Regions from separate parts of the Homo sapiens genome. Here region 2 is linked to region 1. The links are chromatin loops, found by intact Hi-C in ENCODE. Cell type or tissue: dorsolateral prefrontal cortex. All regions are shown on one strand.

Region 1 (8,000 bases):
GTACGGTGGATGAGAACTGTCCCTTCTAACTGGATGTGGCTGGCCCACTGACCAGATACGTTTGCACATGCCAGAAACTCATATTCTCGGGGTGAGCTATCTTCTTGTCTGGACAAGTGCTACAGCTACCTGGGCCCCCTGGATGCACCTTTTCTAGAGGGCACACAGGGAGGGATAACAACCAAATGTCATGCAGTAAATTGGCCTTTACCGTCAAAGGCTGATTTAATCATGATTTGGCCTCAATCAAGCAAGTGCTGAGACAATCTCAGAGTATGTCCAGGAACTTCAATAGGCTCCTAAACTGGTATTCAACATAACAGCTCAGCTCAAATCTCAAAAGTCTGAATGGACACCAGAAAGCCTAAACTTCAATCAGTTCTAGATACTGGCTCACCCATCCACCTAAAGATAAGTGAACACACTTCCAGCTATCTCTACTGACAAGTAAACTCCATGCAAGGTTTCCATTTGGCAAGATCCTTAACTTACACAGTAAGTACTTAATTTTCAGAATAGAGCTTTTCAGTTATCAAAAGTATAAAATTCTTCTGCCAATGAAGAGAGAGAGAAAGAGAAGCTGTTAATAGATGCTCAGAAAACTGGCAACCAACTTATACCAACTTACATATGTCCAAGTCACTACACTGAGGAAACCTCCCTTTCTTAGGTCATCAGACTCTCCCAAATATCATCACAAGGACTGTAAGAGTACCTTAAAATTCGTTTACAATTATTTACCTAGGGTAAATCTGCTAGAACAAATTACTGTTACCACCAATGACTGCTGAAAATGAAGACTCACTTTTTTCTACAATCTTTAATTTCTGGAAGCTCTCCAGCACCTCCCCATTTAGTATTCTGGGTAAGAAGTCCCGTATTTGCATCACTTCAGTTGTCAGCCGTTCCAGATCCTTCTTTCTGACTTTAACAAATTCCTCTTTAGTTCCCATGTGCTAAAAGAACAAGCAGATCTTATTATATTTCTCTTCACATGAGAAAAAAAACAACAGCTCAAGTTAACTTGCTTTTCTTTCACACCTCTTATGTGCATCGTTGTTTCAAATCATGTCTCTACCTACTGTATATTCTGCTATAGATATATTTTATGTACATACAAACATTTTGAAAGCTGAAGCTTCAGCCTTCAAAAAGGGAGCCAGATGTTAAAAATAATAAGGACAAACAGGCCAGGCATGGTGGCTCACACTTGAAATCCCAGGAATTTGGGAGGCCAGGAGTTCAAGACCAGTCTGAGCAACATGGAGAGACCCTGTCACTACAAAAATATGAAAACGTGCCCAGGAGGCCCGGCGCAGTGGCTCACGCCTGTAATCCCAGCACTTTGGGAGGCCGAGGCGGGTGGATCACCTGAGGTCAGGAGTTCAAGACCAGCCTGACCAGTATGGTGAAACTCCATCTCACTAAAAATACAAAAATTAGCCAGGTGTGGTGGCCGGCGCCTGTACGCAGCAGGCTGACACGGGAAGAAGGCTTGAGCTCAGGAGTTGGAGGCTGCAGTGAGCTATGATCGTGCCACTGCACTCCAGTCTGGGCAACAGAGCAAGACCACGAAAAAGAAAAGTCATACAAGAGCTCTATTCCTAAAAGTCAAAGAAAACGCCTGCAACTTTTTATCACTGCAGCACCAAACTAATCAGGAGGAAAAGGAAGTCATCTGGTTTCCTACTGGGTTTGCCAAGCCCTCCGCCCGTGATCTCATCTACTATTCACCCCAAGCCTCCAAGATTGTCTAGATGGAAATTAAGGCACGGGAGCTAGATGACTCTCAATGCAGCACAATTAATAACGGGTGGAAGCAGGATGTGAACACGGATCTGGCCCCAGTCCAAGCGCCTTCTCCATCGCATGCAATCAGTTACAGTTATAAAATCGATGGAGGGCAGATTCTCTCTAAGCCTGACGCTAAGTCCCGAAGCAGGGGGCCAGGGCCTTCGGAGGGGAACTGGGCTTCCACGGAGCAGAGAAGAGAGTGACCATCCATCCCACGCTCCCATGCCCGCTTTGGCGCCACTGAGTGCCCCCACCACGCGCAGCCTCACAGACCGGGTCCCCGCGTGGGTTTGGAGGCGAAGTCGCCTCCCGCCCCAGGTCTCCACCCCGCTCCGGCCCAGCCCACGCCGTTAGGGGAGGAAGTCTCCAGGCTTCCCCCAAGCACGCGACAGCGAGCCGTCTCCGAGCGCACGGGGCGAGGCCCTGAGGGGAGCGAATGGCGACGGTTCAAACACGCTGGCGTCGGCCAGGGCTTCCTCACTAACCCGGCAGGCCTCCTCAGCGGCGCCCGCTTCGCCCATGGCCGCTGCCGCCTCCGCTCCGTTCGCCTGAGCGTCGGCGCGCCCTCTGACCCCTCACGCCAGAAAGCGCGGGAACGAATCCACGCCGGGGGTCGGGAACGGAGAGCCGCCAGGCCCAAACCTCCCAGAATTTGCGCAGTATTCTCGGCCTAGAGAGCGAGGAGTGGCCTTGGCGAGGTCCCTCTTTGGCTCTTCTGGCTTAGCCGGGGTTTTAAACTTGTTATCTGCAAAGCAGAAGGAAAGTCAGCCCCTGATGTAAGTGTCAAGTAAAATAAATCGGATGGGTCCTTTCCTGTTTGGCGAGGAATGCTACACTAAGGGGGACTGCGTTCAAATGGGCAGTCTTTGCTGGAAACCTCGCCTCCGCGCGCCTTCCCTCGCTCGGATTCAGGCGCTTTTACGTTAAGGGTTGAATTTTTGTGTCAACAGGCACCTCGGGAGGTCGCCTAGACAACTGAGCGGAGCAACTGAGATAACCCCCGCTACGTGTGGAGTGACCTAGTCCATTAACTTGCCCCAGCACGCCCGCTGAGTCCGCAAAATATAGGATGGCCTCGGGTTTTAGATGAACCCAAAGCTAAGATTTCTTCCCTCTCTGGAATTAGCAAGCAGCCCGCCCTGCCCAACTCCCCTGGAAGCGCGCGTGCTCGCCAGGCCTCGGGACGCCTGCGCGGGCGCCCTTGCACTGGCACCAGGGCTCCGGGGTAGGGGCGCACCGATCTGCCCAAGCCTCTGCAGGCACTGGAGGAAGGCGAGCCCTCCACCCGCTCAACAGGCCCCAGTGCCGGCCTTTCCTTCCAGTCTCAACTCCACCCGGGGGCCCGGGGGCTCCACAGTTAAAAACTCCACGCCACGGAGATCGCAGGTAAGCTGCTGGCTCAACGAGGTGTGCTAAATGGGATTAAAGATCCTGGACCGTGGCCAGGCGCGGCGGCTCAAGCCTGTAATCCCAGCGATCAGGGAGGCCGCCGCGGGAGGATTGCTTGAGCCCAGGAGTTTGAGACCAGCTTGGGCAACATAGCGAGACACCGTCTCTACAAAAAAATAACAAATAGTGGGGCGTGATGGCGCGCGCCTGTAGTCTCAGCTACTTGGGCGGTCGAGATGGGAGGATCGATCGAGTCTGGGAGGTCGAGGCTGCAGTGAGCCAGGATCACCGCCAAGATCGCGCCACTGCATTCCAGCCTGGGCGACAGAGGGAGACCCTGTCTCAAAAACAAACAAAAAATCCTAGACCGTTTACAAACAGCCTTCCGTCTCTTCCTGGTCAAGTCCTAACCCTGGCTAACCTCGCCGTCTACAGCCTGAATTTTGGCAACCGAAAGGCAGCGCCGGCGCCACGTGCACACGGGCTGGGCCGCTCCGCCAGCTGCCAGGGCCACTGCCGCGCTCACTCCCAGAGCGCGCTGCGAGCCGCGGCGCCTTTGTGACGCCATCAGCCCGCGCGCCGCCGCCGCCGCCTTCTGTGCAGTCGCGGCCCGGGCGGACGGTGGCTGGCTGCTCCGCAGCGCTCGGCTGGCTGCAGCGGCACCGCGGGTTGCGCGGCCGGGGATGCTCCAGCGGGCGCGATGGCCCCCGCCATGCAGCCGGCCGAGATCCAATTTGCCCAGCGGCTGGCGTCCAGCGAGAAGGGCATCCGGGACCGAGCGGTGAAGAAGCTGCGCCAGTACATCAGCGTGAAGACGCAGAGGGAGACAGGTGGGCGCACGGCCGCGGTCAGCCGCGCCACATGGCGGGCCGGGGGCCGGGGCTGGGGCTAGGGCCAGGGCCCCGGCACGGAATGCGGCTTCCACGTGTTGTCGTGACACCCAGCGTGTGCTTCGGTTTCCGCGCTGCCGGAACCGCTTCTTGCTGTGTCTAGTGCCTTTTTACACTTAAGGAAACGGGTTGAGGGGGTTCCGTTACTTATGAAAGTCACAGTAAGCGGGGAAGCTGAGAAAAGACCCACATGGGTCCGATTCCCCAGCCGGCATCTCGAATCACTGGGCTGCCCTGATTTGCCCTGGTGTCCGGTCGGTGATTGCCGCCTTCCTTTGACCAGCACCTTTACGTGACGGGGCTGCAGGAGAGAAGACAGACAAAATCACTACCCTCGAGGATCTATTAGTAATAAAGCAAGGAGGCAAACAGGCAAATAAAGTAGACCTTGTGTAAGTGTAGTAAAGGAAATGAAAACCAGGTAGCAGGCCGGGCGCGGTGTCTCACGCATGTAATCCCAGCACTCTGGGAAGCCGAGGCGGGCGGATCACCTGAGGTCGGGAGTTCGAGACCAGCCGGACCAACATGGTGAAACCCCGGCTCTACTAAAAATACAGAATTAGCCGGGCATGGTGGCGCATGCCTGTAATCTCAGTACTCGGGAGGCTGAGGCAGGAGAATCGCTTGAACCTGGGAGGCGGAGGTTGCGGTGAGCCGAGATCGCAGCATTGCACTCCGGCCTGGGCAACAAGAGCGAAACTCCGTCTCAAAAAGAAAAGAAAAGAAAAAAGGAAAAAGAAAACCAGATAATAGCAAAAAGGGAAGGAGGTTGCTCTTCTTGATAGGCTGTTCTGGGAAGGCCTCTCTGGGCTGATAATCAGCTCAGATCTGAAGAGAAATGAGCGGAAACCGCCTATGCAGAGGCAGGAAAGAGCTTCACGTGCCCTAGGAGTGGTTTGAAAGACCAATAAGTTGGGGTTGGGGGGGCGAGTGTTATGAGATGAAGTTGGAGATGTAGGCAGTGGCCAGATCACACAGGGCTTTGTAGTTTAGATTTTAACGGCACTGCTGTTGGATGATTTCATTTACCTGATCCAAAAATACTTTCTATAAACTCTTGAGTGAGCCCATACAATATGAACTACAATGTGTAATAGAGGTTTTAAGATAAAGTTTTATTTAGTTACTGATGGTACTAATACATTTAGAATCTGCTTAAAAGAACAGATATTATCTCCCCCATCACTGACATTCTCAGTTTGTTTTATTTTTAAGAGAAATCACCAGACTACCCAAAAAAAGAAAATACACTTTCCTGGGAAGTCTGATAGAAAAAGGAATAAAGACCAAAATTCCTGACTTTGATTCTGTTAAGAATCTCCCCAAGAGATTTTGTTTAGTCTCACAGTTCCAGGTACCCCATATATGCTGGTGGTTTCTAAACCTAAATTGTTGTCCCAGCCCATTCCTACTTGCAGCTCGGATGTGCCTTGCTAGCCTGGCTTCTCTACCTGGCACCTCACACTCAGGATGCCAAAAAAAGTTCTGTTTTCTTTCCCCGAAATCCTGTTCTCTGCTGCTGCTCCACTGCCACCTGTTTTCTTTTCTTTTGGTTGCTGGTTCCCACCAGCCATTCAGATTCCAGCCGGACACACGGGATTGTCCTGGACTCCTCTGAATTCCTCATCCTCTTCCCCTGGCCCACATCCAGTGGGAGGACCCCCGTCCTCCCTCGTTCACCTCCTGATGACATAAATTCTTGACCGTGGGCTCTTTGTATCTCACCGAAACTTCTGCGCCCGCATATTCCCCAACTGGTCTCCTTAACTTCACTTGTGTCCCCAGGAATCTGTCCTCCACAGACCAGCCCAGGGTCATCTTCCTAAAACAAATCTGATCCCACATCACCAATATTTTTTGAAATTCAGTGTCTGCAAGTCATGATCTGTCCTCAGGTGCTCTTCCTGCCTAAGCCCCGTGTAACTGCTTCATGTTCCGTCAACAGAATCGGTGATGGTTCTTGGTGTACAGCACACAATTTCTCACCTCTCTGCCTTTGCTTCTCCTGTTCACTCTGCAAAGAATCCCACACCTTCTTCACTGCCAGCATTCAGTTCAGTATCACTTCCTTCAAAAAGCCTCGCCTAGCATCTTGCCCTACTCCTCCAGGGTTCTAAAACATCCATTGTGTCTCTGTTGTAGCACTTAGCTACATTGCTTCTTAATTATCAATGTGTCATCCTTCTCCCGAAACACCGTAAGCTTCCATCTGTTTTCTTAGCCAGAAGTGGGAGTACATGCAACCGTAAAAGGTCTTGGCCTGTACAAGAGTGGAAGACCAGAGGCAATACTTACGGTGCTAAGACAGCCTAGACAGAGCCTTTTGCTCAAACCCTTTGGTGAGCCAGCCCAGGATTTGCAAATGCAGAGGTTATGCGGGGGCCTAAGACCAGTTTACACCAGTGCTCCAGAGTCCTGTCTGGTTAGTGCCTATCACACCCAGAGTGACTTGTCTTGTATATCTTGTTCACCACCACATTGCATGGAGTACAGTGGACCTTCAGAAAATAACTCCGCAGCATGAACGTCGTGGACAGTGATAATGGGACAAGAAAACACAAGGTCTCCACCACAGCTATGCCCCATCACAATTACAGCACAAGTTTGGAAATAACTTGGCCTGACATTCGACTCCCGATGACAGGCTCCAACTTTTCTGCATCTTGTCTTAGGCATCATAAAGGAAATGTGAGCTATCACTCTTCCTGAAACATGAGCTGTTCTGCAGCAACATCAATAGATAGCTTTGTCATTTTAAAAATAAATTGGAAATCTTTGTATTGCTTTAAGTAACAGTGTTGCGCTCTTGCTTTAACTGTTCAAGTTGGGTGCTCACAGTCATAAAATGATCACTCTCCATGGCTTTCATCCATAAGAGCTTATTTGTCCCAATTCATTCATTCATTCATATATTTAGCAAACATTTATGGAGTGCCAACTGTGTACTATTATGTACGCTATTCTTGGCACTGGGAATATAGCAGTGAACAAAACAGACCATCCCTGCCTATCTTATCAGTTCTGCAACTTTAAAAATATTGACTAAAATGGGGAGGCATCCCAAAATCAACCCAGTGACAATTTCATTTGTATCATTGCTTTCTTTTTGGCAGCATACAAAATAACAGTACATCTTATGGTTGATGCTATATTAGATTCAGTGTAGATGATGGAGGATATAAGTTTTTTTATAATGATGGGGTTAGGGTTCTCTCTATCCAAGAGTTATAATAAATAGAAGTTGTGGATGTTCTGACACTGGGGTGTGTTCAAGTTTAACACTTTACCCCCATCTAAAATGGCTTCTGGGCTCATTGCGTGGTGAGAGTGGCTGTTGGATTTGCTCATTTCAAAACTTACTAATATTTCACATGTCTACATGTCTCACTTTGATGTTTACCTCGTTTGTTTTGTGTGTTTTTGTTTTTTGAGACAGAGTTTCACTCTTTCACCCAGGCTGAAGTGCAACAGCGCGATCTCTGCTAACTGCAACCTCCACCTTCCAGTTTCAAGCAATTCTCCCGCCTCACCCTCCCGAGTAGCGAGCGCCCACCACCACGCCTGGCTAATTTTTGTGTTTTTAGTAGAGACGGTGTTTCACCATGTTGGCCAGGCTGGTCTTGAGCTCCTGACCTCATGATCCGCCCGCCTAGGCCTCTCAAAGTGCTGGGATTACAGGTGTGAGCCACACCGTGCCCAGCCTTTGTTTTTGTTTTTTTGAGAGACAGAGACTTGCTCTGTCGCCCAGGCTGGAGTGCAGTGGCACAATCTCGGCTCACTGCAACCTCCACCTCCCAGGTTCAAGCGATTATCCTGCCTCAGCTTCCCAAGTAGCTGGGACTACAGGCATGCACCACCATGCCCAGCTAATTTTTGTATTTTTTTAGTAGAGACAGGGTTTCACTCTATGATGGCCAGGCTGGTCTT
Region 2 (8,000 bases), 320 kb before region 1:
GAGCACGGTCCGTGAAGAGCCAGGCTGGCTTAGGGAGACAACACGATAGCGCCTGGTAGGACGGCCTCCTCCGTCAGGGCGGCACCTCTGTCCAGGGACATCACCAGGTGGGGGTGGGCTGCAGGGGCTGGGGAGGAGGGACAGGCCCTGATGAGGGAGAGGTGCCCTCCAAAGATGACCAAGGCGTCAGCATCTGCCTCTAGGCAGGGCTCCCAACCTCGCACCCCGAGTGGGCTGCAGGTCAGTGGAGTTGTTGGTCCCACCTGGCCTGGGACTGGACGGACCCCCAGCAAGGAACCTCAGGGGCACCCAGCTCTCCTTGTGGCTGGGAATGGGACCCAGTGAGCACGCTCTGCCCAGGGTCTTTAAACACAAGTCAGTCTGTCCTCAGTGTTTAAAGCCAGCCCCGATGACCAGCAGAGTCCCCTTCCCAGGCCAGGAGCTGTGGCCCCGGCATGCGCCCTCCAGCCTGGGGAGAGGGGCCGTCTTGGAGCTCAGCAATCAGCTGAGGTGGGGTGTTTGAGCCGAGGAGCAGAGGGCGTCTGCAGAGGTGAGCTGAGGGAGGCAGGTCAGGCTGTCGGGGGCAGTTGCTGCCAGGAGTTGGGGGCAGCCTGCTGGCGGGGGCACCTGGACGGTGCCTGGGCTGTTGACTGACTCAAGGTAGGTTGGAGGGGTTGGGGGAGCTGCCTTCTTGGGAGGCCTTTGCGAGGATAAAGCGTGGAATGTCAGAGATGACTCACATCTTCTGTTCCTGGGTGGGCGGGGTCGGTGACGAAGGGCGGTCGGGAGGAGACACACGTGGGGTCACATAGCTGGACTCAAACCCGGCTCTTTCCCAGGGAAGTGCTGCACTCACGCCTGACGCTCCCTGGAGCGCCCTGTAGGGACCCCACGAAGTGCACCTTCTTCTCGCCCCTCCTGGCCACTGTGTTTCTCAGGAGTATCCTTTGAGGACCCTTTCAGTGAAATTGCAGGTTTCCAGCCGTGGCCAGGGCTCCTGCCAAGCCCCTCAATTAGCTGGAGTCCTTTGGTGGCCACAGGGTGGCCGGCCCACTGCTGCTGGGGGCCGTCAGGGCAGCCCGTCCTGGGAGAGACAATTCTCCAGCTTCCGCCTTCTCTTAGGGGACTGACCTGGTGCTTGTATCATGGAAACTGCTTTTAAAAACCCAGCTCCTGGGGAGACAGGGGTGTGAGCTCAGCACTGGGCTGCATATAGCCACCCCTGTCTCCCTGCGGGACCCTCTCTGCATCCCCAGAGCTGTGATGTCACCGTGACTCCCAGTAGCTGCTGAGCACCCGGCGTGAGCCCCTCCTGGCCAGCTCAGCACTGACGCAAATCAAAGGCTCCCAGCTCCCCGGGCAGCTGCCACTGCCCCAGCTGGCAGCCCTAGGCTGCCCGGGGTGAGGGGGGCTCTGGCGTGAGGCCTGCTATTTGAGGTCATCAGCTGCTCTTCAGGGGGCAGCCAACATGGCTTGTGGGGCTCCCCAGAGGTCAGGGAGAGGCAGATACTCTGAAGCTCCTGGTGGGGACGGTGGCCCCATGAAGCCACAGGTTCTGCCTGCCAGGCCAGCCCCTGCTCGTCTCCCTGTTCCCGGCGGATGGTGGCCCCTTGGCTGTGGTCATTGGCGGTGTGGCCCGAGTGGCACTTGAAGCATGGCAGGAATTCAGGCCAGGGTGCCCACAGGCTGTGAGGCAGGCGCCGTGCCTGCCCCAGGGGTGTGAAGGTGGCACATGGGGGCCATGTGCCATGTGTGGTGGCACATGGGGTCATGCAGGGCAGCCTCTGCAGGGGGTGAGCGGCATGTGGGCCGTGTCCTATTTCCTCTGGGTCCCTTTATACCTGGGCTTCTTAACAGCAGCTAGTGGGAGCTACAGCTGCTGGCCTCCGTCAGCCTCCCAGGGACTGTCTCATCTTTCAGAAGATCCTCGCCAGGGCGGCTCACCGCCACACGGACACACGGAACGAGTCTTCTGAGAGCCACATGGGAGCTGGGCTGCATAATGGGAGGCCTGGGGCGCCCTTTAGACCCCACCAGACTGGAGCCACCATGGAGATCTCAGCTGCCCTGGTGAGCGCCACCCACTGCTCCACAGACACACGCTGCCAGCCTGCAGGAGCAACCTGTGCATCCTTAAATAGGCGCGTGCACACACACACACACAAACATACACATGCACACACACACACTCATACACATGCACAAACATACACACGCACACACACACATACACAAACATACACACATACACAAACATACACATATATACGCATACACACATACTCATACACACATGCACACACACATATGCACACACATACACATGCACACACATACGCACGCATACACACATACACGCACTCATGCACACACATACTTATACACACACGTGCACATATACACATACACATACACTTGGGCTTACACACACATTCCCGTGCACACCCACACAACACACTCACTTGCACATACATATGCACGCACACACACATCAAGCACATGTACAGGACACGAGCACACACACGTGTGCAAAATGTGTGCACACATGTACACAGCACATATGTGTGTATGCAATGCAAGCACACGTTCACATGCATAACGGCAGAGAGCGTGTCTCAGGATTTTGACCGTTTCTCTGTCCCCTCCACGACACACACACTGTGCAGCTGGGGCTGAGACCCTCTGCCCTGCACTCAGTTGGCATGAAGGATCAGGGTGTCCACGGGCTGAGAATGGCCACCTGGGGGCTGACAATGGGGCAGCTGTTCAGGGTCAGGGTGGGTCCAGGTGGGTGGGACGAGACTGGGGTTGAGGACGATGATGTGAGGCCCCCCCCCAGGGCACCTTTGCCCCCGACAGGCAGCCCGGGGTGAGAACTGGCTCCAGCCACCTTTATCCGATACGTGAGGCAGACAGTCACGGGACACGGTGGACATGACGCTCTGCTGTGCAGAGAAACCGCTCTGTGTGCACAGCCCAAGTTCACTGGGCGGTCACAGCTGGGTAAGGATGGGGAACACAGCAGCCTGTGACCTCTCAGCCACTGCAGAGGCCACCTGTGTGGGTGGCCTTCAGAGGGCAGAACCCTCCCTGGGGACGCACCTGCCTCAGGCGCGGCCTGTGCATTCCTGCCTGGAGACAGGAGCTACCAGTCCCCGGCGCTGTTTACCTTCCGTCTGGCGGCCCAGCAGAGAGCCACCGCCCTCCCCTCTCCTGGCCTATATATAAGGCCTTGTCCTGGCTTTGCCCTGGGCGGGGACGCTGCTGTACTGTGCTGACCCTCTGCTCCCAGAAACCCAGGGCCACTGGCAGCTTCAGGGACAACCCTGCCTCTGAATTGGGGCCACGGACACCCAGGTTACTCACAAAATAGGTGCCCTTTTCCATGCAGATAGCTGAAGTGCAGACCCAGAGCTCGTGGGATTGCTGGTGGAAACTTCCAGAAGCATGCAGCAGGATTGCCATGGGGTTAGGAAGCCAAACAATCAGCAGACAGGCAGGTGCATCTCGGTAGGACCCCGCTCTGGGGAGGTCCCTGAACTGCATCTCCTGCTGGGGTCAGGACCAGCCTGCTTCCCAGAGCGCCCCGTGTGCTCCCATAGCAGGGCCGGGCTGGCACTCCTGGGCAGGACCGGCACTCCTGGGCCAGGCTGGCACTCCTGGGCCGGGCTGGTGTCAGCGGGCCCCAAAGACAGGCCCCAGGCCTGGGTGAACTCAGGGGCTCCAGCTGCAGCTCACCAGCCCAGGAAGTGGTTGCTGGGGGTCCTTAAGAGGCTCCATTCTCCCGGTGGGCTCCCCTGCATCCCCTCCGGCTGCCTCCCCCGCTGCACTAGCCTTTGCAGGTGTGTGTGTTTACCTTTAATAACTTAACCCTTTGGCCCAGTCTCCATCTGCCGACGCACAGCAGGCTGGCGGTCGTGCTCCCCACGTGGCAGGGCTGGTGGCCATCACCAGCAAGTGTGGGCAGGGCTGGAGGGGGGACCAAGCAAGGGCTTCTGCCCTCAGGCACAGCAAAAGCCAGAGAGGCGGAAGGACCCCTGCCCCCACCCCACCCGCTGGGGAAGGTGATGGTCAGGAGGGGGCTGATCGAGGGTTGCTCAGTCACCCCAAGATGAGGAGCAGTCGCTGGCACAGCCGCCTCGGCCCTCCTTCTCTCTTGGCAGGTAAATAGAGGCCCAGGTGGCACCCAGACCAAGGCAGACGCCTCTGCTCATTTTGGCCGAGCAAGGCCAAAGGCAGCCAAGGGTTGGTTTCCCTGCCCGCCCCCAGTCGAGAGTCAACATCCCACACACGCCAAACTGCCCTTTAGTTCCTAAGACGTAAATATTTGCTCTTCCGTTAAGAAAATACTCAGCGGTCCTCCTTTAAGTGCAGTGTATACCCCGGCGCCCTTCAAAAGCAAACACTGCTGTTTCCAAACAAGGAGTGCAAGGAGAAAGCCTGCGTGGGGGCTCCTGGGGGTGCACACCGACGCTGCGGGCTCTGCCCCGACCTGCCTGAATGTTCTCCAAGCCCAGGGCACCCAGGAAGGAAGCCGAGTTTGGCGAGAGGGAGACTGGCAGGAGCCCAGGGCCCTGAGACCGAGGCTGGGAGGAAGATCGGGCTGCTCTCCGCCACTTGGTGTTGCACGGCCGCCCCCAGGCCCCACCCGGGGGCGGCAGGCAGGGGCTTCTGCTGGGAGTGAGCCAGTCTCCAGGCCCCCAGCCCCCACCCGACCTTGCCAGAGCAGCAGTCAGAGGGCAGAGAAAGGCAGGGACCTTCAGTTGCACAGGAAGGTCTGCATCTGGGTCCGTTCTGCTTCTCACTGCACATGTGGCCTTGCGCAGCCTGTCCGCCTCTCGAGATCTCAATATTCTCACTTTAAACTAAGGGAACACAGCTTCCTTGCACCGCCGCTGACCTCCCTGGGCTGGACCTAAGCTGTGGCTGGTGGCTGGGGGCCCCAGCTTATGGACTGGGGCGTTTCGTCCCAACAGTGTCTCGTGACTTCACGTCGGTAGGTTGGAATCGGCCATGCTGGGAGTGTTTGCACCACGGGAACTGGTGAATGCTGTGCGTCAAAGCCAGGTCACCGCCCACCGACGGCCCTGGTCTCCCAGGGCCCCTCTCGCCTCACCTTGGGGGCTGCATTACAGACTGGAAAGGCTGCTTATGAGCATGGCACATGGTGGACCCTTGCTACAGGAGTCACACGAATGCATGAGAAAACCAAGGAACAACTGAATAGACAGCTGGGGCCATGCTCTCTCACGTCTCCACTTCTGCCGGGTGTCAGAACTTCCCAGGGCAGGGGAGCAGCCCCTTCCCACAGGCATCTCTCCCTGCAGAGAAGACGCCCCAGAAACCCACACTGCAGCGAGGGCCAGCGTGGCCCCCTGCCTCCCTGGCGACATCACAAGGGCCTCCATGCAAGTCCCAAGCGGTCCATCCGAGGTGCAGGGAAGCCGGGTGCCCGCGCTCTCTGACTGCTTCCTGTAGATACGTATCGAGCTGCCTGGGAGCCTCTTCGACCTGGGTGTGTGCGTCCCTGTGCCCCAGCCCCCTCCGGAGAGGCTCCTCACTCCCAGCTCAAGCAGATCCTAGAAGTTGTCTCTGATCTGGACCCCGCTCCAGACCACACTCTGGCTGGGAGCCGGGTTTGGGGCTGACCACGTGAGAACTCCCACGGACGTGGGTTAGCGCCTGCTCCAGGGCTGGCGGAGGAGGAAGGGTGCCCGGCCGCCCAGACCCCACCATCTCATCTGGGCCTGAGGCATCGGCCCGCAGAGCCCCAGTTCCCCGTCGCCGAGAGGGTATGAGAAGCGTGTGCCCAGCCAGAGCTCAGTGAGGACGACCTCTGACTTCCTTCATTTTAATCACGTCTTTCCAGGGGCCTCTGGAGCTGATGCAGGGGCTCCCTGGGCCTCTCTAGGGGACAGTGTTACTGGCTTATTTTCTGCCAACAGGAGCAAAAGATTAGGCAACACATCACCCTGAGTTGGGCGGGGTGGAGGGTCGTGGTCAATCCCGTATCCACCACGTGATCCAATGAGAACAGGCAAGGCCCGGGAACTGTGAGTAAGAAAGCGCTCGGGCTGAGTCACGTGCAGCTGAGCGGGGGCCTGTCCTTCCTGTCCTCCTGGATGGAGGCCCTCCCTGCGGGTTCCTCTGCTCTTTCCTGCCCCACTCCTTCTTTCATGAAGCAGCCCCTCCACCCCGAGCCTGTCCTGGCCCCATTTTAACCCACGCTGCTTCTTCCTCTGCATCTCTGGCTGTCAGGGAGGCCCCGCTCAAGGGCCTGCTGAGGCTCCACCACCCCCTCCTCCTGCAGAAGACATGTTTTTCACCTGCCCCAAGGACCAGGCAGCCTCCTGCCAGGCCTCCCCCTGCATCCCCTCATTCCAGAGGGCTCCCAAGGGCAGAGGCAGCTTGAAGTGAGCGTCTGTGGACGGCAGGCCCGCCTCAGGGGAAGCACACACAGGCTCTGCTGCACTCGGAGGCTTCCAGCCAGCCGTGGACGGTCACCATTCCCCAGCTCGGGGCCCACTGAACAGGGCTGGGAGATGGTGCAGTGGGAGGCCCAGAGGAGGTTCTAGGCCTACCCAGTACCTGGCCTGGCTGCTTGGGGAGGGGCAGCCACTGTCCCTGGAGGGCCTCGTCTGTGCGGGTGCCCCCACGGCACACACCATCCAGGAATTCCAAGTCCCGGGTCAGGAGTGTGACCACCGCCTGCCTGCAGCAGGCTGAGGAGTGAGGTCTGTGAGCCTTTGCTTCCCGGCCTGCTGCTGACTTACCCCTCTGCCAGGAACGACCACGCTGGACTCTGCAGCTTGGGCCAAGATAGCAGTCCCAGAAGAATGTTTCTGAGATAGGGTCTTCGTGTCCCATGATCCGGCAGCTCCCAGACCACAGTGAGGGGGCCAGGGACCACCCAGGTCTCCGTACCCCTTGGGGAGCTCTGGCGTCACCCCCATCTGTCTGTTTTGGGTGTAAAGTGGAGTCCACAGGCCCTGGAACCCACCAGCAGTTTTGAGTGGCTGGGCCTGACCTTTCAGTTGGTACTGAGAAGCCCTCGGCCCTCACCCCCAACTGCCACCAAGGAACCCTGTGGTTACCTAAACCCCAGGCCATGTGGCTGGGACCCCAGGGCCCGCCTTTCCCACCAGGCCCACTTGCAAAGGCAAGGGTGAACCCCCAACCCTACAGAAAGCAGGCACCCGCACCTTCCAGATGGCTCCCCCACTGCCCCAAAGCACAAATGACTGGTCAGACCGTGGGCCTGAGAACAGACGCCCCATCACAACCCAAGCACACACTCCCAGGAAACAAGCCAGCGGCCCCTCCATTCATCTGAGGAGCACACGAAGAGCTTAGACCTTTTTGAACTCTTCTTCCAGAGCATGTGATGGAGCCACACCTCACTGTTCAAGACCGACCGACAGAGGACAGATGTGCCTGGCAGGTTCCTTCCCCGTCCACAGTGCCGGCCCCCAGCCCGGCTCTGGCCCTGTTAGCCTGGTGACCGTCACAGCCCAGGCAGGGAAGGGACGTCAGGACCCAGGGACCCCAGGACACCCGGTGGGAAGAGGCCTCAAATCAGGCAGGGCCTTAGGATGCTTGCGGTGGAATGGGATTTTAGCGTCTACTTTTGAACAGTCATAGATTGGTTTTCTTGCATATTAGAAAAAAATGTAGGGCATAAAAACCACGACGAAGGATTCTGGCATTTTTGGCAGAGGCTGAATTCGTAGTCAGCCTGAGCCGGCTGAATGAGAAACACCCGTCTCTTGGAGGGGCCTCTGGTCGGCACCCCGTCTCCGGAAGGGGCCTTGCGGTCTCTGCCCTCAAAGTGCAGAAGCATCCACAGATGTGGAAAAGTGGGTGTGGCTTGTGCCAATTACACTGTGTTTATGGACCTGGAAATGGGAATTCTGTTTAACTTTCATGTGTCACAAAGCCTTCTCTTTTCCCCAACCATTTGTAAATGTTAGAATCATTCCTAGCTTGTGGTCAGACATGGG

The links. Hi-C counts contacts between places; a loop is a spot of excess contacts. Peaks named below come from ENCODE experiments on the same cell type or tissue, not always from the same donor. Only the 100,000 strongest peaks of a DNase experiment are listed, where the experiment ranks them.
Region 2: it touches region 1 in a loop (2.7-fold over the local background); 18 of 110 quality-filtered maps call a loop at or near these places.

Annotation. Positions count from the first base shown.
Region 1 is chr21:43,655,782-43,663,781 of GRCh38, forward strand. It overlaps HSF2BP (heat shock transcription factor 2 binding protein), which reads right to left and starts at 3,707. Exons shown (of 9, transcript NM_007031.2): 1 at 3,605-3,707; 2 at 2,280-2,539; 3 at 806-956. The coding sequence starts at 2,315. It overlaps RRP1B (ribosomal RNA processing 1B), which reads left to right and starts at 3,779. Exons shown (of 16, transcript NM_015056.3): 1 at 3,779-4,013. The coding sequence starts at 3,884. RefSeq lists a silencer at 3,812-4,001 and enhancers at 4,722-4,771, 7,521-7,580. In dorsolateral prefrontal cortex, a CTCF peak has its summit at 3,710; DNase peaks (open chromatin) are centred at 3,230, 3,750 and 4,520; H3K4me3 peaks cover 2,510 bases; H3K27ac peaks cover 1,917 bases.
Region 2 is chr21:43,340,183-43,348,182 of GRCh38, forward strand. No RefSeq gene overlaps it. Among named protein-coding and RNA genes, the nearest start is that of LINC00322, 12 kb to the left of the region's middle. In dorsolateral prefrontal cortex, no CTCF peak of the experiment used is centred here; no DNase peak of the experiment used is centred here.